Linked DNA regions of Homo sapiens: region 1 is linked to region 2. The links are chromatin loops, found by intact Hi-C in ENCODE. Cell type or tissue: A673. All regions are shown on one strand. Links, peaks and the distances in the headings refer to the core of each region. The heading gives the core; the rest is flanking DNA.

What was found. A loop is a pair of places that touch in the nucleus more often than their neighbours do. Peaks named below come from ENCODE experiments on the same cell type or tissue, not always from the same donor. Only the 100,000 strongest peaks of a DNase experiment are listed, where the experiment ranks them.
Region 1: it touches region 2 in a loop (5-fold over the local background); 4 of 110 quality-filtered maps call a loop at or near these places.

The regions. Positions count from the first base shown.
Region 1 is chr1:160,686,664-160,701,735 of GRCh38, forward strand. All of the region lies in intron 1 of CD48 (CD48 molecule), which reads right to left. LOC124904439 (endogenous retrovirus group K member 18 Env polyprotein) reads left to right here. Exons shown (of 1, transcript XM_047438433.1): 1 at 1-15,072. The coding sequence starts at 10,665. The coding sequence ends at 12,347. Among named protein-coding and RNA genes, the nearest start is that of CD48, 18 kb to the right of the region's middle. In A673, for the core only: a CTCF peak has its summit at 5,956; no DNase peak of the experiment used is centred there.
Region 2 is chr1:160,424,638-160,439,871 of GRCh38, forward strand. VANGL2 (VANGL planar cell polarity protein 2) reads left to right here. Exons shown (of 8, transcript NM_020335.3): 8 at 481-4,033. The coding sequence ends at 741. It overlaps LOC105371467 (a long non-coding RNA gene), which reads right to left and starts at 13,540. Exons shown (of 3, transcript XR_922202.3): 1 at 13,445-13,540; 2 at 12,321-12,653; 3 at 8,228-8,289. RefSeq lists an enhancer at 5,231-5,460. In A673, for the core only: a CTCF peak has its summit at 4,117 (motif pointing right); a DNase peak (open chromatin) is centred at 4,174.

The DNA.
Region 1 (15,072 bases), core at 2,766-10,765, 260 kb after region 2:
CTGAGCATCTGGGGGAGACATCACATGTCGGTAGGTTCCGTGATGCCCCACAAGCTACAAAAACCAGCAAGTTTTTATTAGAGATTTTCAAAAGGGGAGGGAGTGTGCAAATAGGTGTGGGTGACAGACATCAAGTACTTAACGGGGTATTAGAATACCATAAGGCAAGAGGAGGCAGGGCGAGATCACAGGACCACAGGACCGAGGTGAAATTAAAATTGCTAATGAAGTTTCGGGCACCATTGTCATTGATAACATCTTATCAGGAGACAGGGTTTTGAGATCAACCAGTCTGACCAAAATTTATTAGGCAGGAGTTTTCTCTTCCTAATAAGCCTGGGAGTGCTATGGGAGACTGGAGTCTATTTCACCTCTGCAGTTTCGACCATAAGAGACAGGAGCACCTGGGGGTGCTGTTTATAAGCCTATACCTCCAGGCGCGTATTCTCTTTCTCAGGGATGTTCCATGCTGAGAAAAAGAACTCAGCGATATTTCTCCCATTTGCTTTTGAAAGAAGAGAAATATGGCTCTGTTCTGCCTGGCTCACCGGTGGTCAGAGTTTAAGGTTATCTCTCTAGTTTCCTAAACATTGCTGTTATCTTGTTCTTTTTTCAAGGTGCCCAGATTTCATATTGTTTAAACACACGTGTTCTATAATTTGTGCAGTTAATGCAATTATCACATGGTCCTGAGGTGACATACATCCTCCTTGGCTGACAGGATTAAGAGATTAAAGTAAAGACAGGCATAGGAAATCACAAGGGTATTGACTGGGGAAGTGATAAGTGTCCATGAAATCTTTACAATTTATGTTTAGAGATTGCAGTAAAGACAGGCATAAGAAATTATGAAAGTATTAATTTGGGGAACTAATAAATGTCCATAAAATATTCACAATCCACGTTCTTCTGCCATGGCTTCAGCCGGTCCCTCCATTTGGGGTCCCTGACTTCCTGCAACATCTCTCCCTTTCTTTTTATATAAATGTGCCATGGCAATGAAGGCTTGTTCATTCTCTTGATTTTGACACAGGATTCTTTGAGTGGTCTGGGACACTAAAAACAAGCTGATTAAACACAGAAACATATTCCAAAATTTACTACAGTGGAGCCCCCAGTAGACTTAATCCAAGTAGTGGGGTTTAATCCATAAAGATTTTCTGCCACCTGATCTAATGCCTCAGCTCCAGGCATGATGGATAAGTGAGCTTGAGAGGCTTCAAAAATTTGTTTCTTTAATTTAGTTATGTCCAATGATAAATTATCTTCTCTACCTAGAAGGTGTCCTTTGACCATTTCCTATGAATGATCAGTCTCATTATAGGAATACGGGGTGATGCAGAAATCTGAAGTATTCCAATCGCACTGCATTTGCATGTGATGTTTGAGACTCACTACCTGATCTCCAAGCCAAATAACAGACTGTCTTAAATCATTAATTTGACTTGCCAATTTTTGATGGATGCCTTGTTGAGAATTCCACATTTGGGTGGAATTGGCTTGCCAATCATTAACAAAATGAGCCGTTTGAATAGATTGATGTAATGCCATTCCATCAGTGGTGGCCATTGCAGTGACTGTAATTAGGCCCGTGATAACAGCGATTAAAGTGAAAACAAATCTCTTAGATCTTTTTAGAATTTGCTGTAGCACTTCATTAATTAAATGTATTGGGGGGAGGATTCGCAAGGTCTAGGTAAAGTTACTGGAATCCAGATTCCTTCTCAAACTCGAACCAACATTACACTTTTCCTGGAGTCAAAATGGGAGTTAATACAAGTGTATAGATGACAATTAATGCATTGGAAAGTTTGATTATTTGTCCAAATTTTAATATTTCCTACTAACAGCATGTAAGGAGGCTTAACACAACTCTGTATGGGAATAGTCAGGTTGGAGGTAAGTAAAGCAGAATGTCTGGGTCTATGTTGATACTGAGAGAGTGGGACAGTAGTGGGAACAACAGTCAAAATAGTTTTCCCTTCCCATACTCGCAGTCCAGACATGGCAATAGCCAATTTCCAAAGTTCTGGGTGTTCTGGGCTCAGAATGGGGAGTATCATACGAGGCTTGGGGGGCGGGTAATGCCTTTATCTTCCCATTTTAAGGGAAAGAATGAGCTGATCCTCCTATGCAAAGTAGAATGATGATTCTCGTTCTCCTGATAAGAAATAAAATAATTAGCCTCCAGGAATTCCCTTCCACTAGAGGAGCAATTATTTTTTAAATAGCCCTTTGGTGCCCAGTCTATTACTAAACCATATGAGTCATTTTTTAATATTACTGCATGTGAGTTAACACAATCATCCTAAATTAAAGTTTTAGATGGGCCCTCAAAATTTTTAGGGCATGGTTTTCCTGCAGGTTTATATTGAAAGTATGGGGTATCTCCCATTACTTCTCCTTTCATTTGTTTTAAAGGAGAAAGGGAGAGGCCAGAGACTAAATGTCCTATTTTATCTGTAGCTGATGTTTTCGGAAGATAAGCAGCCTAGAATTGAGTTTCTAGGTGGATGCAACCAGGTGCATGTCCGAGGCACAGAGGGGGGTATTTATAATCTATGGTAACATTAAATGCAGTGCCTTCTTCTCCTGGTTGAGCAGGGCAACGGTCATCTGTGGCTCTAGGCATCTACACACTATCATTAGTGTAGATTTCTGCAGGAGCATCTATCTAGGTGAGAGGTCGAATAAGTGGAGGAAAAGGCACATAAGCCTAATAAGAATAATTATGTGTAGCAGGTAAATCAGTGTGAGAGGAAACTGGTGAGACAGAAAGTATAAGGAGGAGAATCATTAAATAAAACCTAGTGTAAGTGAGATTGAGTGCTGAAGGAGGAAGAGAAGAACAGAGGGATGTTATTTTCAGGCTAATAGAAATGGTGAGATTTTTAGGTTTGTAAGGAGAAAAAGAAAAGTAATCAGGAGAAGTGGGATTAGTTAGATGGGTCTCCACTGCCATCAGGGAGGATTGATTTACACCTATTGTGATTTGGTGTGCCTGTTTCTGAGGAGTCAGCAGAGATCTCACCACGTCTGAAGGCAATCTCTGACACAGATGTTTTTTGTCTGTGGTTTTAGTTGTCAGTATTCACCTGAAGCTTGAGTCTTCTGGTGGGTACCTAGACATGGGATTGATGATCTCCTGGTGAAACACAAGCATATCCTCTTCCCTACGTTATAATTGTGCCAGGTTCCTAGGTATTGGTTTGAGAGTTTTTCCATAACACTGACTTGCCTTCGTTTATGGAAAATTTTTTGCCTGTATAATGGCGTTTGGCTGCAGTTACAGTATTATCTTTAGGAACATTTAAAAAATTTAAAGTAAATAATGCCAAATGTAATTGGGAGTGTGGAGTAGTTAAATCATGTTTTGGTTGTTCAGACTGTTTGGACAATTGGGTTTTTAAAGTGCGATTGGCCTGTTCCACCACAGCCTGTCCTTGAGGATTGTAAGGGATTCTAGTAATATGGGAAATTCCTTACTGTTGTATAAATGAATCAAAAGCCTTACTAACATATCCAGGGGCATTGTCTGTCTTTATTTGATATGGAAGCCCCATAACTGCAAAGCAAGAATACAGATGTTTTTAAAAATGGGCCGTGCCTTCCCCTGTTTGTCAAGTAGCCCAGATAAAACCTGAGAAGGTATCTACTGAGACATGCACATATGACAGTCTGCCAAAGGAGCTAACATGAGTCACATCCATTTGCCATCAAGCATTAGGAGTTAGGCCTCTAGGCTTAACACCAGGTTCCTGATTTGGAAGTACGAAGACCTGGCACTGAGGGCAGCTGTGAACAATAAACTTAGCCTGTTTCTAGGTAAGAGCAAATTTATCTTTTAAGCCAGTGGCATTGACATGAGTGAGATTATGGAACTCCTGAGCTTCTTGGGTCATTAAAGACACCAAACAGTCAACTTCATGGTTACCAGCAGACATGGGTCCTGGTAAAGTGGTATGAGACCTAATATGTGTAATATAGGAAGGGTGTCTACACTGGTGAACCACCTGTTGTAACCTTGAAAATAAAGAAGCCAATTCAGAATTATCAATATGTTTGATAGTAGCAGTTTCTATATTTTTAGTGGCATGTACAACATAAGCGGAATCTGAGACTGTGGGGAAAAGCAAGAGAGGTCAGATTGTTACTGTGTCTGTATAGAAAGAAGTAGACATAGGAGACTCCATTTTGTTCTGTACTAAGAAAAATTATTCTGCCTTGAGATGCTGTTAATCTATGACCTTACCCCCAACCCCGTGCTCTCTGAAACATGTGCTGTGTCAAACTCAGGGTTAAATGGATTAAGGGCGGTGCAAGATGTGCTTTGTTAAACAGATGCTTGAAGGCAGCATGCTCATTAAGAGTCATCACCACTCCCTAATCTCAAGTACCCAGGGACACAAAAACTGCGGAAGCCTGCAGGGGCCTCTGCCTAGGAAAGCCAGGTATTGTCCAAGGTTTCTCCCCATGTGATAGTCTGAAATATGGCCTCGTGGGAAGGGAAAGACCTGACCGTCCCCCAGCCCGACACCCGTAAAGGGTCTGTGCTGAGGAGGATTAGTATAAGAGGAAAGCATGTCTCTTGCAGTTGAGACAAGAGGAAGGCATCTGTTTCCCGCCCATCCCTGGGCAATGGAATGTCTCGGTATAAAACCCGATTGTACGTTCCACCTACTGAGATAGGGAGAAACCACCTTAGGGCTGGAGGTGGGACATGCAGGCAGCAATACTGCTTTGTAAAGCATTGAGATGTTTATGTGTATGCATATCTAAAAGCACAGCATTTAATCCTTTACCTTGTCTATGATGCAAAGACCTTTGTTCACGTGTTTGTCTGCTCACCCTCTCCCCACTATTGTCTTGTGACCCTGACACATCTCCCTCTCGGAGAAACACCCACGAATGATCAATAAATACTAAGGGGACTCAGAGGCTGGTGGGATCCTCCATATGCTGAACGTTGGTTCCCCGGGCCCCCTTATTTCTTTCTCTATACTTTGTCTCTGTGTCTTTTTCTTTTCCAAGTCTCTCATTGCACCTTACGAGAAACACCCACAGGTGTGGAGGGGCAACCCACCCCTTCATCTGGTGCCCAACGTGGAGGCTTTTCTCTGGGGTGAAGGTACACTCGAGCGTGGTCATTGAGGACAAGTCGACAAGAGATCCCGAGTACATCTACAGTCAGCCTTACGGTAAGCTTGTGCACTCGGAAGAAGCTAGGGTGACAATGGGGCAAACTAAAACTAAAAGTAAATATGCCTCTTATCTTAGCTTCATTAAAATTCTTTTAAAAAGAGGGGGAGTTAGAGTATCCACCAAAAATCTAATCAAGCTATTTCAAACAACAGAACAATTTTGCCCATGGTTTCCAGAACAAGGAAATTTAGATCTAGAAGATTGGAAAAGAATTGGTAAGGAACTAAAACAAGCAGGTAGGAAGGGTAATATCATTCCACTTACAGTATGGAATGATTGGCCCATTATTAAAGCAGCTTTAGAACCATTTCAAACAGAAGATAGCGTTTCAGTTTCTGATGCCCCTGGAAGCTGTATAATAGATTGTAATGAAAAGACAAGGAAAAAATCCCAGAAGGAAACGGAAACTTTACATTGCGAATATGTAGCAGAGCCGTTAATGGCTCAGTCAACGCAAAATGTTGACTATAATCAATTACAGGAGGTGATATATCCTGAAACATTAAAATTAGAAGGAAAAGGTCCAGAATTAGTGGGGCCATTAGAGTCTAAACCACGAGGGCCAAGTCCTCTTTCAGCAGGTCAGGTGACCGTAACATTACAACCTCAAGCGCAGGTTAGAGAAAATAAGACCCAACTGCCAGTAGCTTATCAATACTGGCCACCGGCCGAACTTCAGTATCGGCCACCCCCAGAAAGTCAGTATGGATATCTAGGAATGCCCCCAGCACCACAGGGCAGGGAGCCATACCCTCAGCCGCCCACTAGGAGACAATCCTATGGCACCACCTAGTAGACAGGGTAGTGAATTACATGAAATTATTGAGAAGTCAAGAAAGGAAGGAGATACTGAGGCGTGGCAATTCCCAGTAACGTTAGAACCGATGCCACCTGGAGAAGGAGCCCAAGAGGGAGAGCCTCTCACAGTTGAGGCCAGATACAAGTCTTTTTAGATAAAAATGCTAAAAGATATGAAAGAGGGAGTAAAACAGTATGGACCCAACTCCCCTTATATGAGGACATTATTAGATTCCATTGCTCATGGACATAGACTCATTCCTTATGATTGGGAGATTCTGGCAAAATCATCTCTCTCACCCTCTCAATTTTTACAATTTAAGACTTGGTGAATTGATGGGGCACAAGAACAGGTCCGAAGAAATAGGGCTGCCAATCCTCCAGTTAACATAGATGCAGATCAACTATTAGGAACAGGTCAAAATTGGAGCACTATTAGTCAACAAGCATTAATGCAAAATGAGGCCATTGAGCAAGTTAGAGCTATCTGCCTTAGAGCCTGGGAAAAAATCCAAGACCCAGGAAGCGCCTGCTCCACATTTAATACAGTAAGACAAGGTTCAAAAGAGCCCTACCCTGATTTTGTGGCAAGGCTCCAAGATGTTGCTCAAAAGTCAATTGCCAGTGAAAAAGCCCGTAAGGTCATAGTGGAGTTGATGGCATACGAAAACGCCAATCCTGAGTGTCAATCAGCCATTAAGCCATTAAAAGGAAAGGTTCCCGCAGGATCAGATGTAATCTCAGAGTATGTAAAAGCCCGTGATGGAATTGGAGGAGCTACGCATAAAGCTATGCTTATGGCCCAAGCAATAACAGGAGTTGTTTTAGGAGGACAAGTTAGAACATTTGGAGGAAAATGTTATAATTGTGGTCAAATTGGTCATTTAAAAAAGAATTGCCCAGTCTTAAATAAACAGAATATAACTATTCAAGCTACTACAACAACAGGTAGAGAGCCACCTGACTTATGTCCAAGATGTAAAAAAGGAAAACATTGGGCTAGTCAATGTCATTCTAAATTTGATAAAAATGGGCAATCATTGTCGGGAAACTACCAAAAGGGCTAGTCAATGTCGTTCCAAATTTGATAAAAATGGGCAACCATTGTCGGGAAACTAGCAAAGGGGCCAGCCTCAGGCCCTGCAACAAACTGGGGCATTCCCAATTCAGCCCTTTGTTCCTCAGGGTTTTCAGGGACAACAACCCCCACTGTCCCAAGTACCTCAGGGAATAAGCCAGTTACCACAGTACAACAATTGTCCCCCGCCACAAGTGGCAGTGCAGCAGTAGATTTATGTACTATACAAGCAGTCTCTCTGCTTCCAGGGGAGCCCCCACAAAAAATCCCCACAGGAGTATATGGCCCGCTGCCTGAGGAGACTGTAGGACTAATCTTGGGAAGATCACGTCTAAATCTAAAAGGAGTTCAAATTCATACTGGTGTGGTTGATTCAGACTATAAAGGTGAAATTCAATTGGTTATTAGCTCTTCAATTCCTTGGAGTGCCAGTCCAGGAGACAGGATTGCTCGATTATTACTCCTGCCATATATTAAGGTTGGAAATAGTGAAATAAAAAGAACAGGAGGGTTTGGAAGCACTGATCCGACAGGAAAGGCTGCATATTGGGCAAGTCAGGTCTCAGAGAACAGACCTGTGTGTAAGGCCGTTATTCAAGGAAAACAGCTTGAAGGATTGGTAGACACTGGAGCAGATGTCTCTATCATTGCTTTAAATCAGTGGCCAAAAAATTGGCCTAAACAAAAGACTGTTACAGGACTTGTCGGCATAGTCACAGCCTCAGAAGTGTATCAGAGTACTGAGATTTTACATTGCTTAGGGCCACATAATCAAGAAAGTACTGTTCAGCCAATGATCACTTCAATTCCTCTTAATCTGTGGGGTCGAGATTTGTTACAACAATGGGGTGCGGAAATCACCATGACCGCTACATTATATAGCCCCATGAGTCAAAAAATCATGACCAAGATGGGATATATACCAGGAAAGGGACTAGGAAAAAATGAAGATGGCATTAAAGTTCCAATTGAGGCTAAAATAAATCACGGAAGAGAAGGAACAGGGTATCCTTTTTAGGGGTGACCACTGTAGAGCCTCCTAAACCCATACCGTTAACTTGGAAAACAGAAAAACTGGTGTGGGTAAATCAGTGGCCGCTACCAAAACAAAAACTGGAGGCTTTACATTTATTAGCAAATGAACAGTTAGAAAAGGGACATATTGAGCCTTCATTCTCGCCTTGGAATTCTCCTGTGTTTGTAATTCAGAAGAAATCCAGCAAATGGCGTATGTTAACTGACTTAAGGGCTGTAAATGCCGTAATTCAACCCATGGGGCCTCTCCAACCTGGGTTGCCCTCTCCAGCCATGATCCCAAAAGATTGGCCTTTAATTATAATTGATCTAAAGGACTGCTTTTTTACCATCCCTCTGGCAGAGCAGGATTGTGAAAAATTTGCCTTTACTATACCAGCCATAAATAATAAAGAACCAGCCACCAGGTTTCAGTGGAAAGTGTTACCTCAGGGAATGCTTAATAGTCCAACTATTTGTCAGACTTTTGTAGGTCGAGCTCTTCAACCAGTTAGAGACAAGTTTTCAGACTGTTATATTATTCATTATTTTGATGATATTTTATGTGCTGCAGAAACGAAAGATAAATTAATTGACTGTTATACATTTCTGCAAGCAGAGGTTGCCAATGCAGGACTGGCAATAGCATCTGATAAGATCCAAACCTCTACTCCTTTTCATTATTTAGGGATGCAGATAGAAAATAGAAAAATTAAGCCACAAAAAATAGAAATAAGAAAAGACACATTAAAAACACTAAATGATTTTCAAAAATTGCTGGGAGATATTAATTGGATTCGGCCAACTCTAGGCATTCCTACTTATGCCATGTCAAATTTGTTCTCTATCTTAAGAGGAGACTCAGACTTAAATAGTAAAAGAATGTTAACCCCAGAGGCAACAAAAGAAATTAAATTAGTGGAAGAAAAAATTCAGTCAGCGCAAATAAATAGAATAGATCCCTTAGCCCCACTCCAACTTTTGATTTTTGCCACTGCACATTCTCCAACAGGCATCATTATTCAAAATACTGATCTTGTGGAGTGGTCATTCCTTCCTCACAGTACAGTTAAGACTTTTACATTGTACTTGGATCAAATAGCTACTTTAATTGGTCCGACAAGATTACGAATAATAAAATTATGTGGAAATGACCCAGACAAAATAGTTGTCCCTTTAACCAAGGAACAAGTTAGACAAGCCTTTATCAATTCTGGTGCATGGCAGATTGGTCTTGCTAATTTTGTGGGAATTATTGATAATCATTACCCAAAAACAAAAATCTTCCAGTTCTTAAAATTGACTACTTGGATTCTACCTAAAATTACCAGATGTGAACCTTTAGAAAATGCTCTAACAGTATTTACTGATGGTTCCAGCAATGGAAAAGTGGCTTACACAGGGCCAAAAGAACGAGTAATCAAAACTCCATATCAATCGGCTCAAAGAGCAGAGTTGGTTGCAGTCATTACAGTGTTACAAGATTTTGATCAACCTATCAATATTATATCAGATTCTGCATATGTAGTACAGGCTACAAGGGATGTTGAGACAGCTCTAATTAAATATAGCATGGACGATCAGTTAAACCAGCTATTCAATTTATTACAACAAACTGTAAGAAAAAGAAACTTCCCATTTTATATTACTCATATTCGAGCACACACTAATTTACCAGGGCCTTTGACTAAAGCAAATGAACAAGCTGACTTACTGGTATCATCTGCATTCATAAAAGCACAAGAACTTCATGCTTTGACTCATGTAAATGCAGCAGGATTAAAAAACAAATTTGATGTCACATAGAAACAGGCAAAAGATATTGTACAACATTGCACCCAGTGTCAAGTCTTAGACCTGCCCACTCAAGAGGCAGGAGTTAACCCAGAGGTCTGTGTCCTAATGCATTATGGCAAATGGATGTCACGCATGTACCTTCATTTGGAAGATTATCATATGTCATGTAACAGTTGATACTTATTCACATTTCATGTGGGCAACTTGCCAAACAGGAGAAAGTACTTCCCATGTTAAAAAACATTTATTGTCTTGTTTTGCTGTAATGGGAGTTCCAGAAAAAATCAAAACTGACAATGGACCAGGATATTGTAGTAAAGCTTTCCAAAAATTCTTAAGTCAGTGGAAAATTTCACATACAACAGGAATTCCTTATAATTCCCAAGGACAGGCCATAGTTGAAAGAACTAATAGAACACTCAAAACTCAATTAGTTAAACAAAAAGAAGGGGGAGACAGTAAGGAGTGTACCACTCCTCAGATGCAACTTAATCTAGCACTCTATACTTTAAATTTTTTAAACATTTATAGAAATCAGACTACTACTTCTGCAGAACATCTTACTGGTAAAAAGAACAGCCCACATGAAGGAAAACTAATTTAGTGGAAAGATAATTAAAATAAGACATGGGAAATAGGGAAGCTGATAACGTGGGGGAGAGGTTTTGCTTGTGTTTCACCAGGAGAAAATCAGCTTCCTGTTTGGATACCCACTAGACATTTGAAGTTCTACAATGAACCCATCAGAGATGCAAAGAAAAGCGCCTCCACGGAGATGGTAACACCAGTCACATGGATGGATAATCCTATAGAAGTATATGTTAATGATAGTGTATGGGTACCTGGCCCCACAGATGATCGCTGCCCTGCCAAACCTGAGGAAGAAGGGATGATGATAAATATTTCCATTGGGTATCATTATCCTCCTATTTGCCTAGGGAGAGCACCAGGATGTTTAATGCCTGCAGTCCAAAATTGGTTGGTAGAAGTACCTACTGTCAGTCCTAACAGTAGATTCACTTATCACATGGTAAGCGGGATGTCACTCAGGCCACGGGTAAATTATTTACAAGACTTTTCTTATCAAAGATCATTAAAATTTAGACCTAAAGGGAAAACTTGCCCCAAGGAAATTCCTAAAGGATCAAAGAATACAGAAGTTTTAGTTTGGGAAGAATGTGTGGCCAATAGTGTGGTGATATTACAAAACAATGAATTCGAAACTATTATAGATTGGGCACCTCGAGGTCAATTCTACCACAATTGCTCAGGACAAACTCAGTCGTGTCCAAGTGCACAAGTGAGTCCAGCTGTTGATAGCGACTTAACAGAAAGTCTAGACAAACATAAGCATAAAAAATTACAGTCTTTCTACCTTTGGGAATGGGAAGAAAAAGGAATCTCTACCCCAAGACCAAAAATAATAAGTCCTGTTTCTGGTCCTGAACATCCAGAATTGTGGAGGCTTACTGTGGCCTCACACCACATTAGAATTTGGTCTGGAAATCAAACTTTAGAAACAAGATATCGTAAGCCATTTTATACTATCGACCTAAATTCCATTCTAACGGTTCCTTTACAAAGTTGCATAAAGCCCCCTTATATGCTAGTTGTAGGAAATATAGTTATTAAACCAGCCTCCCAAACTATAACCTGTGAAAATTGTAGATTGTTTACTTGCATTGATTCAACTTTTAATTGGCAGCACCGTATTCTGCTGGTGAGAGCAAGAGAAGGCATGTGGATCCCTGTGTCCACGGACCGACCGTGGGAGGCCTCGCCATCCATCCATATTTTGACTGAAATATTAAAAGGCATTTTAAATAGATCCAAAAGATTCATTTTTACTTTAATTGCAGTGATTATGGGATTAATTGCAGTCACAGCTACGGCTGCTGTGGCAGGAGTTGCATTGCACTCTTCTGTTCAGTCAGTAAACTTTGTTAATTATTGGCAAAAGAATTCTACAAGATTGTGGAATTCACAATCTAGTATTGATCAAAAATTGGCAAGTCAAATTAATGATCTTAGACAAACTGTCATTTGGATGGGAGACAGGCTCATGACCTTAGAACATCATTTCCAGTTACAGTGTGACTGGAATACGTCAGATTTTTGTATTACACCCCAAATTTATAATGAGTCTGAGCATCACTGGGACATGGTTAGACGCCATCTACAGGGAAGAGAAGATAATCTCACTTTAGACATTTCCAAATTAAAAGAACAAATTTTCGAAGCATCAAAAGCCCATTTAAATTTGGTGCCAGGAACTGAGGCAATTGCAGGAGTTGCTGATGGCCTCGCAAATCTTAACCCTGTCACTTGGATTAAGACCATCAGAAGTACTATGATTATAAATCTCATATTAATCATTGTGTGCCTGTTTTGTCTGTTGTTAGTCTGCAGGTGTACCCAACAGCTCCGAAGAGACAGTGACATCGAGAACGGGCCATGATGACGATGGCGGTTTTGTCGAAAAGAAAAGGGGGAAATGTGGGGAAAAGCAAGAGAGATGAGATTGTTACTGTGTCTGTATAGAAAGAAGTAGACATAGGAGACTCCATTTTGTTCTGTACTAAGAAAAATTCTTCTGCCTTGAGATGCTGTTAATCTATGACCTTACCCCCAACCCCGTGCTCTCTGAAACATGTGCTGTGTCAAACTCAGGGTTAAATGGATTAAGGGCGGTGCAAGATGTGCTTTGTTAAACAGATGCTTGAAGGCAGCATGCTCATTAAGAGTCATCACCACTCCCTAATCTCAAGTACCCAGGGACACAAACACTGCGAAAGACCGCAGGGACCTCTGCCTAGGAAAGCTAGGTATTGTCCAAGGTTTCTCCCCATGTGATAGTCTGAAATATGGCCTCGTGGGAAGGGAAAGACCTGACCATCCCCCAGACCAACACCCGTAAAGGGTCTGTGCTGAGGAGGATTAGTATAAGAGGAAAGCATGCCTCTTGCAGTTGAGAGAAGAGGAAGACATCTGTCTCCTGCCCATCCCTGGGCAATGGAATGTCTCAGTATAAAACCCGATTGAACATTCCATCTACTGAGATAGGGAAAAACTGCCTTAGGGCTGGAGGTGGGACATGTGGGCAGCAATACTGCTTTGTAAAGCATTGAGATGTTTATGTGTATGCATATCTAAAAGCACAGCACTTGATCCTTTACCTTGTCTATGATGCAAAGACCTTTGTTCACGTGTTTGTCTGCTCACCCTCTCCCCACTATTGTCTTGTGACCCTGACACATCCCCCTCTCGGAGAAACACCCACGAATGATCAATAAATACTAAGGGAACTCAGAGGCTGGCGGGATCCTCCATATGCTGAACGTTGGTTCCCCGGGCCCCCTTATTTCTTTCTCTATACTTTGTCTCTGTGTCTTTTTCTTTTCCAAGTCTCTCGTTCCACCTTATGAGAAACACCCACAGGTGTGGAGGGGCAACCCACCCCTTCATGAGACAATATTTAAAGGTTTGGGGAAATCCTGTAAGGCAGTAATCACAGCAATTAACTCCGCCTTTTGAGCAGAAGTATAAGAGGTAGAAATAAGTTTGTCTGTAGGACTTACATAGCCAGCATTGCCATTACTGGAGCCATCAGTGAACACTGTAACGGCCTCAGGAATGGGTTGATTTTTGGTTAATCGAGGAACCACCTAAGAAGTCATTTTTATAAAATCAAATAATTTGTTTTTTGGATAATGATTGTCAATAACGCCAATAAAATCAGCCAAGTGAATTTGCCACAGTACAGAATGTTGAAAGGCAGCTTGAACTTTGAGCCAATTTAAAGGAACTACAATTATATTTGGATCAAATCCAGAAATTTGAAGTATTCTGCACCAAGCCTGTCTAATTAATATGGCTATTTGGTCTAGATAAACAGACAAAGTTTTTGAGACAGAATAAGGAAGAAAACATCACTCCACTAAATCATTATGTTGAACTATTAGTCCAGTAGGGGAGTGTAATGAAGCAAAAACTAGAAGCTGAAAAGGCTGAAATGGCTGTACTCTAGATAACTGGGCAGTCTGGATTCTTTCTTCTACAAATTCCAGTTCTATTAAAGCCTCAGAGGTCAAAATCCTGGCGCTGTGGAGATTGGAATCTCCCCGCAACATAGAAATCAAGTTAGACAGTGCATAGGTTGGAATGCCTAAAGTAGGTCTTAAATAATTAATGTTACCTAAAAGTTTGTGGAAGTCATCTAAAGTTTTTAAAGAATCTCTCCTAATTTGAACTTTTTGAGGTTGAATACATTGTTTATCGACCACCATTCCTAAATATTGAACAGGAGTGGTCTGATGAATTTTATCTTGAGCAATGTGTAATCCAGCCTCTATAACACAGCAGCTCAAAATTTGGTAACAGTCAATTCTTTATCAGTGGGGGCAGCAATTAAAATATCATCAATATAATGATGAATATAGGCCTCGGGAAATTGGGCTTGAACTGGTGAAAGCACTTGCCCAACATAAAGCTGGCAGATTGTAGGGCTATTTAGCATTCCTTGAGGAAGTACTTTCCATTGATAATGAACTGCAGGTTCCTGATTATTGATAGATGGTACAGTAAAAGCAAATTTTTCACAATCTGATTTATGTAAAGCAATATAAAAAAAAATCTTTAAGATCAATAACTATGAGAGGCTAATTTTTAGGTATTAAAGCCAGGTTGGACGGCCCCCATAGGTTTAATTACAGCATTAATGGCCCTTAAATCGGTTACCATCCGCCATTTGCCTGATTTCTTTTTTACTAGGAACACAGGAGAATTCTAAGGGGAAAGAGAATGTTCCACATATCCAAGTTGCAACTGCTCAGAAACCAATTGATTTAAAGCCTCCAGTTTTTCTTTAGAAAGCGGCCACTGCTGAACCTAAACGGGAGTTTTAGGTTTCCATTGTAAGGGAATGGGATCAGGAGGTATGGCAGTGGCTGCCACTAAAAAGAATAACCTAAACCAGCCCTGTTTTCTTTTATAGTGACTGGGAGGGGTTTGGTAATCCAGGAACAAACCTTATATTTTCCATCATATGCTGACTGGGAGCACTAGAAGAGTTATGTGGAATATTAATTTCAGCCCTCTATTTTGCCAGTAAATCTCTACCCCAAAGATTAATGTGAATTGGCATGATATAGGGCTGAATTGTACCTTTTTGACCATCAGGGCCA
Region 2 (15,234 bases), core at 933-8,932:
ATTGCCCACCTTCAACTCTATTGCCAGCTTCCTAGAATTGCTTTCCCTGAGCCACCCTTGGTGAGCAGGTAACTAAAGATGTTGCACTTTAACCTTGACACCTTTGGCTCCCTCCTGGTGCAGACCTGCTTGGCACGAATCATACAAGCTGTGTGGGAAGGAAGGAAGAATGAGGGAGGGCTTGCCCAGGTCACAGCCTGGTGCAGGGAGAAGAGCAGCAGATGGGGGTCAGGGGAGCCGAGTTCAGTCCTACCTGATGAGCCACATCCCCCTGTGCACTCCGGCTTCTTCATTTATAAAATGAGGGTCTGAAGCAGATGATCTCAGGCCCCTTCCTGCTGTAACATTCTGAGGTTCTAGTTCATATGCATAGAGTGAGCTCAGGGACGTCCTTCTTGTCTTTGGAAACTATGACCTAGGGGATGAAGGACCGTGGGTAGATGACAGAGATTCTTATGCAGCCCCTTCTTTCCACTTCAGGCCTTCTTGGAGCGATACTTGGCGGCTGGACCTACCATCCAGTACCACAAGGAACGCTGGCTGGCCAAACAGTGGACATTGGTGAGCGAGGAGCCGGTGACCAACGGCCTCAAGGATGGCATCGTTTTCCTCTTAAAACGCCAGGACTTCAGCCTGGTGGTCAGCACCAAGAAGGTCCCATTCTTCAAACTCTCCGAGGAATTTGTGGATCCCAAGTCACACAAGTTTGTCATGAGGCTGCAGTCTGAGACCTCAGTGTGACTGTGCAACAGCAGGGGGAGTGGGAAACTCTGGGGGGTCCTGAGGGGGTGGGAGGGGGCTTGGTTCTCAGGCCCAGCCACATTCCTGCCACCCTTCTTCTTCTTGCTCTTTTTTTTTTACTTGAATTAACGCACCCCCACCTTCTCTCCTCGCTTCTTCCTTATTTTACCCCATGTGAACCTGGAGAGACCATCCTGCTGTCAACAGTACCTGGGAAGGACTCCCACCTCACCAACAACTTTTGTATTACTCTAGGCCCTGCAGGAATCAGTGCCTCTCTCCCTCTTCTTTCCCTAGTCTTTTCCCAGATTACAGTCTCTCCTGAAAGGGCACAGGGCCCTGCTGATTGTACTTTCCCCTCCTGAGCCCCGACTCACAAATCCAAGTTCTTAAAACATTTCTCTTCAGTGGCCCAACAGGGTTTCTCTGGGGCACATGGACATGACTCCAGAGAGCCACAGTGCCAAACTCCTCCAGGGCAGCAACTGGCCCTCCTGTCCCTCACCCCAGCCACAACAAACCCTGGGTTCTAGGGCAGGGATACTCCTGCCACACAGCCCGAGTTAGAAATCTCCTTGCTAGGAGCATTTGCTTCCACATATATTTAGAGCAAAGAAGGATCCCATCCTTTTCCCAGAAATCTCCACCTAATGTTTTTGGTTTGTATGGTCACGTGACCATAGGCAACCACGTGGAAACCCTCTGTGACCACTTTTCCAGGGACTTAGGGGAAGGTACCTTTCTTCCAATGTGTCTTCCTAGGCAGCCCCTGAGGAGGAGGGCTGAATAGATCCCTGAGGTTTTGGAGAGACCCCCATCACTGACTCCTGCTCCCTAACCCTACCCTCACTTTCGTCCCCGCTCTTCCCAGTGAAGGATGGTATGTAGACTCCTGTACAGACATAGTGGCTTGCAGACCCTGACCCAGCCCCTGTGGTCTTAGACAAATGTTTTTATTTTTGTCACCAGCCACCCCTGTCCTGCCGCCTTCTCTCGACTCCAGAGACCTGTTGCCTCATCTCTTTTGGGGAAGAGCCGGCAGCTCCTCCTCATCCCCTGCCTTAAGTCCAGTTCTTTGCCTCAGGGGTCTCGTTTCCTTGGCCTTCCAGGGTCCCCACCCCTTTTCTCCCTGCCTGATTCTCTGAGCTCTGGGCTCCGTCTGTATTGGGTTGAGGGGCAAGGATTACTGCCTTTTGTAGGTACTTCACCCCTCACCCCATTTTAGCTTCCATAGTCTTTGCACCAAATCCAAATTCTTGATAATTTAGATCTCATTTTGAGCAAAATTTGCTGGCCCTCTAATAAATATTTTCAATATAAATCTGAGCCTTTGACTCAGACATTTTTGCCAAGGAGAGTAGAATTAGGAAGTACCCATATACATCCAGCCAGGATCCACATGGAGGACCTTTCTGATGGCTGCAATGACTAGGCCATTCCTCTGAGTAACTCACAGTGTCCTTTTGTAGGCCCTTCTTTTCCCTGAAAGACTGGTTGGTACTTACCTTGCAGAGCACATCCTGGGATAAGATCCCCAGTGTCTCCCCTGGGAGGCTCCCCCTCTGTGTAGCACCAGCCCTGGGAATGATGGAGCCTAGTGATCGGGGTTTCTCCTGCTGTCCTTTCTGCAAAAGTTCACTTGTTTACCCACCGCATGCTAGAGAGGAGCTCATTGGCCAATGCTTACCTTGTCCCCAAAGGGGTGGGTTGTGGAGCTCACTTAGGCAGGGCCTCTGGCTGGGGCCAGGGTTATGAGATAGGCCTGTATGAAATATGTCCTGTTCTGGGGGTCTGTCTCTTTTCTTCTCTTCAAAAACTTTGTGTCAGAGAGTCCCTTCTGAGTCACATAAATACCTCACTATCCTGGAAAACAGGGCCTGGATGGTGACTGGGGTCATTGCCTTTGTGGACAGGATGGAGTGTGGTGTGGTCTGAGGAGCAGGTTGGGGTGGGGGAGAGGGAAAGGATTTGGGATCTTAGTTGCTGCCCTAGGTTAGGGGCTGGGGAGTGTTTATTTTAAGATCCTGCCATGTTTTTAATCACTGTGATTTTTTTTTCATTCCCCTTTCCTAAAAAAAATTTTTTGCCTCCAACTCTCTAAGCACTAAGGGCTGTGCCTGAGAATGGTAGCATTTTGGTCTTTTGCTTCAGAACTGTGGTATCTTTGTCTTTTTTCATTATTATTATTATTATTATTATTATTATTACTATTGTTTTTTAAAATGTCAGGATGAATTGTCAGACATATGGCCATGTGTTTGTCCTCTGCTTCTCCCCTGTGGGAAGTTGTCTCCATGCTGTGAACTGCTGTGGGGTGTGCAGCTGACTCAGTCCCTCTGAGCAGTTTCCCCACTGTGTCTGTCCCATCATGCGCTGGATCTGCTCATTCTCCTGCTGTGGGGGTATGCCCACCTCTTACCCCCTTGACACCATAGGGCTGCTGTGGCTGGGCCTCACCAGCACTGTCTTTTGTGTGACTCATGGCATCCTCGTTCATCCCCACCGTGCCTAGCAGGCCTTCCTTTTCACCACCTCGGAACGCTTGCCTTTCCTCCCTCCACAACAGGACGCTGTGCCTCAGTCCTTCACCTACCTCGCCACTCTGCCACTGTCCCCATTGGTCCTTTCTCCTAAACTGGTCTTTGTGCTCTCTTTGTTTTTTCTTATTTCCCTCTTGTCTCTCATTTTTTCTTCCCATTCCCCTCCCATTTCAGCCCTTAACTTTTCTCTTTCCCATCTCCACTCAGTATTCCAATGGCAAACCCTGATGATGTAACACCTGCGATGAGACATCGGACTCTCCGGAACTTTCTCATCTGACACGTCTTTTTCCCAGGGTTCGTACTTCTCCTCCATTGGTCCCAGGCTAACTCCCCTGTTCCTCTGTGGTGTCTGTCAGTCCGTCTGTCTTCTCTTTCCTCTGCCCTTCCCACAGGGCAGTATCTGCTGATGGATTCAGTCCTGGTGTGTGATTGTTGTGATTTGTTCTTCCGTGCGCAAAAGGAAGAGGGCTTTTTGAGTCCCTTCCAAGTGAGATTGTAAATGTAGAATTTTCCACTGTTGGATCTAGATTTTTTTTCCTTTTTTTTGGGGGGGTGGGGTTACAGAGCTGAGACCTTGTGCATGCATGTAGAAAATTGTAAAATGTAAATTTTTTTTAATATATAAAAAGCTTGTTTCTACAGTTTGCAGTGGATCTAAACATTACGGCAATTTTAGGATTTTTTTCTTAAACATAGGAACTAAAACTGTACAAATTTTTTTTATATAAAATAAAGACATTTGACTTTTGTGGGGGCATTCTGTTGCTTTTCTTTCTTTACAGGAATGGGAGCAAATGAGGGCCAGGGAATAATGAATATATTCCTTGTTAGGGAGGGAATGGGCAGGAGGGGGCAGTGTGAGCTCATCATTGCTCTGCAGGCCTTCAGGGTGTGTTGGAGAGAAATGGGAAAATGAAAAAGGAAATTGCTTATTCTGAATCCTGATTCTAAAGAGAGAGAAACAACAATGTGAGGGCTTAACCACTTCCTGGTGTAGTTGTCAGGATAGAGAAAGAAAGATTACTTCCTGGGTCCACCCTCCTGAGCAAGCTTGTGTCTGTATGGCCTCTAGGGCAGGAGTGGGTTTCTAAAACGTATTTCTAAAACATAAAGTGCCATAGGAATTTCAGGGGATAGTTGAGATTTCAGTCAGTGGTGACAGCCCATCACAATTCATTGAGACAAGTTTCTGTAGTATATATATTAGTTCTAAATATGTAGAGAGTTCAGTGCTCTGTTGTCACTGTAATGCATGTAATCAGGTACTAAAATCACCCTCAAGAGATTGGGTCCCTTCTCCCAGTCTTACCTGGGCCTGACCTCTGTGACTTTGGGCAAGATGCTTAGCATGTAAACAGCCTGCTAAGGTTAAAAACAAGCATTTCTGTATGGAGGTGGCCTATTCACTAGATTTCCTCCTCCTCTCCCCTGCCTCATACTCTGCCAGGCTCTGGGGATGCAAAGGCAAGAGAGGCTCCATCCTGGAGGATGACCCAGTTTACAGGGGTGACAGGCTGGGTGACCCTAGTGCAAGGCTTCATGGCGTGTTCTCAGGCAGAGTGTAGACAAACCCTGGCTGGATTCCAAGGAGCTCGGGGAGTTTCCTTCAAGAAATCTAGGAAGTTTGTTTAAGACTCAAGATGGGGGAACACACTCACCTTGAGATTACATTTTGTTCATCTAAGTATTCCTAGAATTGAAACCAGTTCCTCGCATATAGTTGGTCCTCAATAAAAAATTGTTGCATGAATAATGAACTGAACAACTAACAATACAATAGGGGCTCATGAAAGGGATCATATACTTGCTTCTCCCTTTAAAATTGCACTCCAGTCTTTCTCATGTGAAAACAAACAAAAATACTTCCCTTGAAATTGCATCCCCATTCTCACGGCTCTGTTCTTTCTGTAACTAGGTTTGTAGAATAGTTTCACTTGCTGTTTCCAGTTCATTTCAGAGTCAACTTGTGACTTACATTGTGACCAAATTTCTACCTTAGCATGCCTCTGAAATTATTCTTGTTCTCAACAGCCAAGTATAGTAAACACCTTTTAAGTTTATTCTTTATTTAGTGCCTATGATGTTCCCAGCCTGATACTAAAGTACTTTCTCTGGTAAAGATACTGGATATGGTCCTGCCCTCACTGAGCTAACCTTGGTGGACCCTTGAGAAGGCTAGTTAACCTCAGGGACCTCCTCTTGTAATGCTGGCCCCAGGAATTCATAGATTTAAAGCCAGACCTCAATATTTGATTGATAAGATCATATTTTCTCTAGAGGTTTGCTGCAAGCAAAAGTGATAATCCTGACCATTTGTCAGGCAGCAAAGGGTATTTGTAACTTTTGTTTGAAAGGATGTGTTTTCCACAGAAGTTCTTCACATAGCACTGAAGTTAGGGACCCAGCTTGGTGGATTGTCAGGGTCATGCCTGGGACTTCATGACATTATATGTGATTATATGTGATTACATATGCTGCCCATGTGTGATTTTTGTTTTTTAGCCTTTGCCTTTGAAATACAGCCGAGAGGGGGAACTGGGGGCTGGGGCTCTGGCTGAGGAGACATAAAGATCTTTAGACCAAGGTCTCAGTGATTTGTTATTAGTTTTTTATTTTTTAATTTTAATTTTTTTGTTACTATTTTTTTTTGTTTGTTTGGGATAGTTTAATGGCTTCTACAGACTGAAAGTCAGCTTGCTTAAGGTAACCCTTGGCTTTTTTGTTACTTTAAGCATATGATAGTAATGCTCTTCCAATTGCCAGGAAGGCTGGGGTAGGGGAAAGTCAGCCTTTGGAAAAGCACTGCAGCATTAGTGTACACATGGTCATGGAAGATGCTAGAGAGATAATAAAGGACCACCTACATAGTAAATCTTGGAGAATAGTCATCCCTGTCTAGCTCCCCAGTTTCTTTTCAGGCTGAGAATGGGGTCCATTTCTCTTGGTACAAACGGCAGGGCAGACATGACATCCTACCTGCTCATAACAGTGAATGCCACATTTGAGTATGTAGAATAGTGGGAGAAGGTACTGGTTTAGAGTTGGGAAACCTGGCCAAGGCATTGGCTTCTCTCATTTCATCTCAGCAAGTTTTGGGGGCACACTTACTGTGTGGTAGGCATTGTGATACAAAGATAAATAAAACATTGGCCCCCTCCCCTTGGAGCTCATGGGACTTTTGCTAGATAAGTTGGGAAATTTTATTTTGTCATATGTTGTAGGCAACCCGAGGAAGCACACTATTTTCCTGGAGGTGGTAAATACCATCTGTAAAAGGCAGACTGAAGCCAACAGTGTGTGAGGGTATTGAGCCTGATATGTAAACTATTTTGATGTCACTTGTCAAAAATAGCCATCTGTACTCTGATATCCTGTAAGGGGAATGACTTTGGTTATAAGGTTATAAAAATTAGGAGTATGGCTGGGCGCAGTGGCTCACGCTTATAATCTCAGCACTTTGGGAGGCCGAGGCGGGTGGATCACCTGAGGTCAGGAGTTCGCGACTAGCCTGGCCAAGATGGTAAAACCACGTCTCTACTAATAATACAAAAATTAGCTGGGCGTGGTGGCACATGCCTGTAATCTCAGCTACTTGGGAGGCTGAGGCAGGAGAATCACTTGAACCCGGGAGGCAGAGGTTGTGGTGAGCCGAGATTGGGCCACTGCACTCCAGCCTGGGTGATAAGAGTGAAACTCTGTCTCAAAAAAAAAGAAAAGAAAGAAAAGAAAAAAGAAAAAAAAAATTAGGAGTATGAGATCTTCGGTTGTGTATTGTCCCTTCTTGCTTTTGGGCACAATTAGGTCATGCTGCTGCTTCACTTAGGGTAAGTATGTGGTTAAAAGTATGTGGTTTTAGGATTTTTTAGGGCAGTGGAACTACTGTGTATGTGCTATAAATGTGGATACTTGGCATTATACATTTTTCCAAACCCATAGGATATACAGTACCAGTAGTGAAGCCTAATGTAAATTATAAGCTTTGAGTGATTAATTGGAACAAATGTACCACTCTGGTGGGGGATGTAGATAATGGGAGAGTCCATGCAAGTGTGGGGGCAGGGCATGTATAAAAAATCCCTGTACCTTCCACTCAATTTTCACATGAAACTAAAACTACTCTAAAAAGGCTATTTACATTTGAGATCAGGAGTTCGAGACCAGCCTGGCCCACATGGTGAAACCCTCCCCCGCTGTCTCTACTATAAATACAAAAATTATTTTGGTGGAATGCGCCTGTAATTCCAGCAACTCGGGAGGTCAAGGCATGAGAATCGTTTGAACCCGGGAGGTGGAGGCTGCAGTGAGCTGAGATTGTGCCACTGCACTCCAGCCCGGGCAACAGAGCAAGACTCCATCTCAAAAATAAATAAATAAATTACAAACAAACTCTATTTAAAAAAACCTGACTAAGAAGACATCAAGCACAACTTTACCTAATTCTAGACACCGCTCTAGTAATAAAAGTGATAGTATTATAGGTACTTGTGATTCAGGGGAAAAAAATGCAGGTGTGTGCTGTTTCCCCTGAATCCCTTAACAGTGTCACTATGGAGCTTGGAAATCTGTTAAAGACCACTGAAGAGGAAGCTGAAGCTCTGTTGGTCCATCAATAATACTGTGACAACCAAAAATTTGCATGAGGGGACTTAAATGAGTCAGGAAACATGTGATTTAACTTAGTGAAGATTTTCACTCCTTTCAAGTTCCTGTTAATGTTAGTTCTCTTTGACATAAGAATGTGTGATTTTAGGGTGGGGTTGGCTGGGATGGTTTTTACTGTAATAAAGAACACTTGTTGAAGGACTTCTTGTCTTCTGTCAGTTTACTTATATCTTAACACAGTACCTCTGGCCTCAAAGATGGAATCCAGTTGAAGTGAAAGCAGATCCAAACTGTATCATCAGGGAAAGCTGAGCTTGTAGAATTCATTTTCAGTGACTGGTACGAGATTGTGTACTTCTGGTTTGGAGCATATTGAAGAATTCGACCCTGGGCAACCTTTTTCCTGGAATTGAAATGTTCATCGGGTTTTTACTCTGTCTTGAAATAGGTCCCCAAAATAGAGTTTTTCAAACTTTAATGGTGCGTATAGCAAGTGTACAAATCACTTGGGGATTATGTGAAATACAGACCCTGATTCAACAGGTCTGGGTAGGGTCTGAGTTTCTTCATTTCAAACAGGTGCCCAGGTGTCTTAGTCAGCTCAGGCTGCTGTAACAAAATACCATAGACTGACTGGGGGTCTTAAAATCCAGAAATTTATTCCTCATAGTTCTTGAGGCTGGAAGTCCGAGATTGGGCTGGCAAGCATGGTTAGGATCTGATGAGGGATCTCTTCTTGGCTTATAGGATGCTGCTTTCTTGCTGTGCCCTCACATGGCAGAGAGAGAGAGAGAGAGAGAGAGAGAGAGAGAGAGTGAGAGAGCGAGGTTTCTTATGTCTCTTCTTATAAGGGCACTAATTCCATCACGAGGGCCCTAGTCTCATAACCTCATCTAAATCTAATTACCTCCCAAAGGCCGCATTTCCAAATAACATCAAATTGGGGGTTAGGCTTCAACATATGCATTCTGGGGCAACACAGTATAAAGCACCAGGTGCTGCTGCTGATGTTCTACAGACCTTATTTTGAGCAGCAAGGCCCTAAAAGAAGCTTAATATACCCCTGAAAATTTGAGGGTCCTAAACACGCCTTACTTAACTCTAAGATAATTGATGCAAGAGATCAAAATTGTTAAGAGGTCTAAATTTTATGAATGTAATAAATAGTTTGGTAAGGTCATTGTTGCTCATGCTATAAAATTGTGCCACCTGTATCAAATTGTGATTTTATGAGAATCTTAAATGATATGTTGTGAGATAGGCCTTACGTGTGGAGTTTATACAAAAGCAGTTCAGTATGCAACTTAACTGATCCATGAGACGTTAATAATGACACAAAAAAAGGGCCAAAATGAGATCTTATCACTAAAGGCCATAGAAATTGAAGGAGCAGTTTCCAATATAAATTATCTTTGGCTAGAAATTTTTTTGCCAACATGACTGTATTAGTCTATTCTCATGCTGCTATGAAGAAATACCCGAAACTGGTTTAATTGACTCAGTTTCTCATGGCTGGGGAGGCCTCAGGAAACTTGCAATTCTGGTGGAAGGGGAAGCAAACACATCCTTCTTCACTTTGTGGCAGGAGAGGGAATGAGAGCCAAAATGCTGCCAGTCTCTTTGCGTTGCAAGAGTGACATTTACTTCAGTTCTTAACAAGTTCCTCATCTCCATTTGAGACCACCTCAGCCTGGACTTCATTGTCCATATCACTATCAGCATTTTGGTCAAAGCCATTCAAAAAGTCTCTAGGAACTTCCAACCTTTCCCACATTTTCCTGTCTTCTGAGCCCTCCAAGTCTCTAGGAAGTTCCAAAGTTTCCTGTCTTCTTCTGAGCCCTCCAAACTGTTTTAACGTGTGCCTGTTACCCAGTTCCAAAGTCACTTCCACATAATTGGATATCCTTATAGCAGTACCCCACTCTCTGTTGTACCAATTTACTGTATTAGTCTGTTTTCATGCTGCTATGAAGATATACTCAAGACTGGATAATTTATAAAGAAAAGAGGTTTAATTGACTCACAGTTCCTCATGACTAGGGAAACCTCAGGAAACTTACAATCATGACAGAAGGCAAAACAGGCATGTCTTACATGGCGGCAGGTGAGAGAAGTGAGTGCCAACTGAAGGGGGCAGCCCCTTATCAAACCATCAGATCTTGTGAGAACTCACTATCATGAGAACAGCATGAGGGTAACCACCCCCACGATTCAATTATCTCCGTCTGGTCTCTCCCATGACACATGAGGATTACGGGAACAAAAATTTAAGATGAGATTTGGGTGGGGACTCAGCCAAACCATATCAATGACCAATAGAACAGAGGAAATTCATGAGTTTTACCATATTTAGATAGTTTCAGATAAGGTGACTTAATGTACTTCAATATTTGCATTAATTGCTATGGGTATAGAATGAAAGTGTGATCCTTGAATATCTGAGACATGTCTCAGTTAATTTAGAAACTTTATTTTTCCAAGGTTGAGGACACATGCCCATGACACAGCCTCAGGTCATGATGACCTGTGCCCAAGGTGGTCAGAATACAGTTTGATTTTATACATTTTAGGGAGAGATGAGACATTAGTCAATGTATGTAAGATGAACATTGGTTTGGTCTGGAAAAGGCAGGACAACTTGAAGCAACGGTGGGGCAACTCGAAGTGAGGAGGGGGGCTTCCAGGTCATAGGTAGATAAGAGACAAATGGTTGCATTCTGTTGAATTTTTGATTAGCCTCTCCGAAGGAGGCACTCAGATATGCATTTATCTCAGTGAGAAGAGGGGTGACTTTGAATAGAATGGGAGGCAGGTTTGCCTTAAGCAGTTCCTCGCTTGACTTTTCCATTTAGGTTAGTGATTTTGGGGCCCCAAGATTTATTTTCCTTTCACAAAAGTAACACCATATTTCAATAATTGTAGGTAGCATCATATATCAATAATTTAGAAATATGTTCTCAAGTTTCTTTGCCCAAGTGGTGGTCACTGTACAAACTTCAAGATCTTAACGACCTTGTAGTTAAATGTTGCTGGAAACTGTCTTATCTGTGTTTACTGTTTTTCACTCATTCTGTCATTTAACCAATATTTGTTGAGCACCTTCTATGTGCCAGGAGCTATGCTAGGTATTGGTGGCATGGCACTGAATAACATGGACATAGTCTTTGTTCTCAGATAGTAATCACTTAATTTCAAAGGTGATGAATGTAGTGATGAAGTATAGGGGACTATGGGATCTTACAGTAGGAAACTGACCAAGGTTGTCAGGAAAGGTTTCCTTGAAATAAAGGATGGGGCACAACATCTTTTTGACTGGGAAGAGCTTCCTCATTCTCTTCAATAACCAAACTCTATCCAAGAAATTGCTGTCTAAAAATTGAGTGTCAAAGTAATTGGACCTTGGAAGTTGTCAAAAGATTTCTTGAGAAGGCTAGCAAGGATGTATAGCAAGGGGAATGCTTGTACACTGTTGGTGGGAATGTCAATTAGTACAGCCACTATGGAGAACAGTATGGAGGTTCCTCAAATAACTAAAAACAGAACTACTATATGATCCAACAATCCCACTGCTGGGTGTACGCCCAAAGAAAGGAAATCAGTATTTCGAAGAGATGTCTGCACTCCCATGTTTATGGCAGTACTATTTACCATAACCAAGATATGGAAGCAACCTAAATGTCCATCAATGGAGGAATGCATAAAGGAAATGTGGTACATATATACAATGGAATTCTGTTATTTGCAACGATATGGATGGAACTGGAGGACATTATATTAAGTAAAATAAGCCAGGCACAAAAAGACAAACATCACATGTACTCATTCACATATGGGAGCTAAAAAAAATTGAAGTTATGGAGAGAGAGACTAGAATGATGTTTACCAGAAGCTGGGGAGAATAGTAGGTACAGGGGGATAAACAGGGAGTGGTTAATGGATATAACAGTACAGTTAAATAGAATGAATAAGTTGTAGTATTTGGTAGCACAATAAGGTGACTGTAGTTAACAACAATTTATTGTATATTTAAAAATAACTAAAATAGGGGAATTGGAATGTTCTTAACACAAATAAATGATAAATAAATGCTTGAGATGATGGATACCCCAATTACCCTGATTTGATCATTACATACTATATGTCTGTATCAAAACATCATATGTGCTCTGTAAATATATACAACTATTACGTAGCCATATAATTAAAAATAAAAATGAATTTCTGAACAACTAAGGGACTGCTATTTTACTAAGACTCTGATGGCAACTGAAATAAAAGTTACAAATGAATCTTTTGTTTTAAGAATAAAATCAAAGACAGGGAGAAGAATTGGAACATCTAATGTACGCTGTGTATATGTACACATAATTGCTCGACACTAAAGAGAAGAGGACCTTTGTGGAGCCCCTCATGTTTATACCACAGAACCCATACCTGGTACTTGCTATTTCTCAGCTGCCATGGTTCTTTCTGAGGGCAGCGTCTTGCCAAAGCTTACCAACCGTTTCTGAAATAGTATTTACTATTTGAGGAGAGCTCTGAGTTAAGCATTTTCAGTTCAGATGTTGTTTTCCCCTTGAATTTTCAGCAAACCATGTGGAACCTCTGCTTCCTCAGATTCCTGGTATGGTGCCATATTGTGGTCAAAGAGATGTCCAAGAAGTCCTGTTTGCCTCAGATAGTACCTCACAGAGTGTCAGTATCTTAGGAGGTCATTACTGGTCCAGACATTCTGTCTTCATTAAGTAATCAAAGGGAAATAACATTCTGGAAATGGAATAAAACCAGCCATACATATAAAAGAGCAATTATAAATAAGAATGTTAATTTATCAATTTATAACAACTGATAGATCTAGTTTGGGAACTGGAGTTGGTCATTTGTACAGGTATATTCCTGATGGGACAGTTCAAATTGATAAATTAGCATTTGTCTATTAAATACAGAACCAGACAGGAGGAATTGGAAATTCTGAAGGACATCATTAAATGTTGCAGTACTTCAGTCCCCTTTTCTCTTTTCTACATACTACCCATGGGTATCCTCATCTCATCCCAAGGCTTTAAATACCGTCTGTGTACCAGATAGCACAGCATAGTAGTAATGAACATGGGCTCTGGGGTCAACCTGCCTGGGTTTTTCTTCTGGTTTTGCTCCCAGTAGCTATGTGGCCTTGAGGAAATTTTCTGTTTCTTTATCTTTAAAATGAAGACAATAACACAGTGCCAACCTCACAGGGATGTTGGGAGTGTAACTCAGAAAATATTCATAAACTACTTAGATATGCCTGGCATGTAGTAAGTACCCAATAAATGTTAGTTATATACCAAGTACTCCCAAATCTCTATTTCTTGCCCTGACTTCTCCCCAGAATTCTAGACTTATAAATCTAAGTGCTTATTTGACATCTTCACAAAGACATCTAAGAGATATTTCACACTTACTATAGAAATTAGTAGCCTAGGGAGATAAAGATAATGTTTGTCTGTGGGGCAGAGAGCAATGATTTTACCAGGCTCTTGAGTACGGATCTGTGTCAGTAAGCAATCTGCGCTTACTTTCAGTTTCAAGTGACTGGTGGTGATCCAGGTTCACGTAAACAAATTCTGTTTGTGGTCTACCCAAACATCTATATCCTCACTACCAACACCATTTATTTTAGCTGTGGGGACCCCTTAACTAGTGGCCACTGCCTTATTGCTTGTTGGCTTGTGCCATGGGGCTTACTGTTTCATCATAATAATAGCCCTCCCTCCTTCTGCCCAGAGGAGAAAGAACAAATACCATTTGGACAGCTTGCTTCAATCCAAACTAATACCCCTCAGCCCCATTAACAGGTAGAACAGTGGGTATCCTCATTCTCCACCTCTCACTCACTACTTGGATGAGAACAGTCACTACTGGATCCCCAGGAGTCTCTCAGATCTTCCAAACAGGCCTGCAAAAGGGCCATTGTACTTTCCTCTTCCCGAAAGCCCTATCTCTGTCAGCATCTCGTCCTCATTGCCAGAACTTCCAACAACTATGAAAAGCCTGAGATTTTATGCCACTTCTAAACTAATAAGTTTGTCTGTTAGTTTCATGGGTACTGACAAAAAACATGAGACTCCTGGGTCAGAGACAAAGGACTTTATTACACTTGGCCCAGCAGGTAGCATGAACTTCATATTTGCATTAGTTCTCCTTGCCTCTAAGTTCCACTGGGTGATACGGAGCAGCCAATCTGGATGCTCTGCATACAGTAAGTTTATGTCATGGTTGAGGAACCCTGGGATTAGGAAACCCTAGTATTTTAAAGAGCGTTTACTTGAGACACAAATATCTTAATACTGTGACCACTTTATGTAGTTCTTTCCCAGACTTCCTTTTTACTGCTTTTCCAATATTGTTTTTCATTTAAGTGACTGACAAGGTGGTCAACCTGTTAACATGCTGCCCATGATTCAATGTAGATATGTACCTCAGGCAATCTCTCCTTCCAAACAAAGTGTACAACTAGATATGCTGCTTCAAGTTCTGCCTGCTGGAGAGATTTTCTTTCATTACTGACTTTGAAGCCTCTACTGAGTGAGGTTCACTGTAGTGGAGAGGCCATTCTCATTCATCTGGGGCTGACATAGCATGCAAATCCAGGCCCATGCTCTTTCTTCCTCCATTAACTGTTCATAGGGAATTCCTCATGAGGCCGTCGGTGTAGAGCAAGGGAGAGGTGGAAGAGTAGCTGGAATTACAAAGTCCCCTGCTTATGCAGCATACTTGTGTATTCTGGACCTGTTCAGACCCATTTTTGTATATTCCACTTCTGTTTTATAATGAATTCCTGTTAGGTAATTCAGTTTTATATTTGGTGGTTCAGAAAACACCCAGTTCATGATGGACAGTTTGCGTTGCATGATAATTTGGTGTCCCGAGGCAGACATTCAATTTCTACCAGCTCTCAGAAGCAAGCTAGGAATTGCTTTTCAAATGGCGAAAGGTTGTCAGCACAAGTGGACATCAGCTTACTGCAAATCTCCTGGGGGGATATCAAAGACTTCCAAGGAGGAAAAAAATCAATCTAAATTCGATTACAAAGAAATGCAAGAGACTCCAGGCCTCAATTTCTTTGCTTTGTATAAAGGTAAAAATGATAGATTTATTACAATTTGAGTTATAAATTTAAATTTACAATTTAGTTACAATTTTAAAAGGCTAAAAGAAGCTTTTTTGTACCAAGCTGTAGAAAGTTTTAGTATAATTTGGTAAAACGATAAGAGAACTTAATTTTAATTAAGTTTTACTTACACTCCTAATAAAAAGAAACCATGTAATAAATTAAATTATTTTGTGAATTTGGGGTTAAATTATG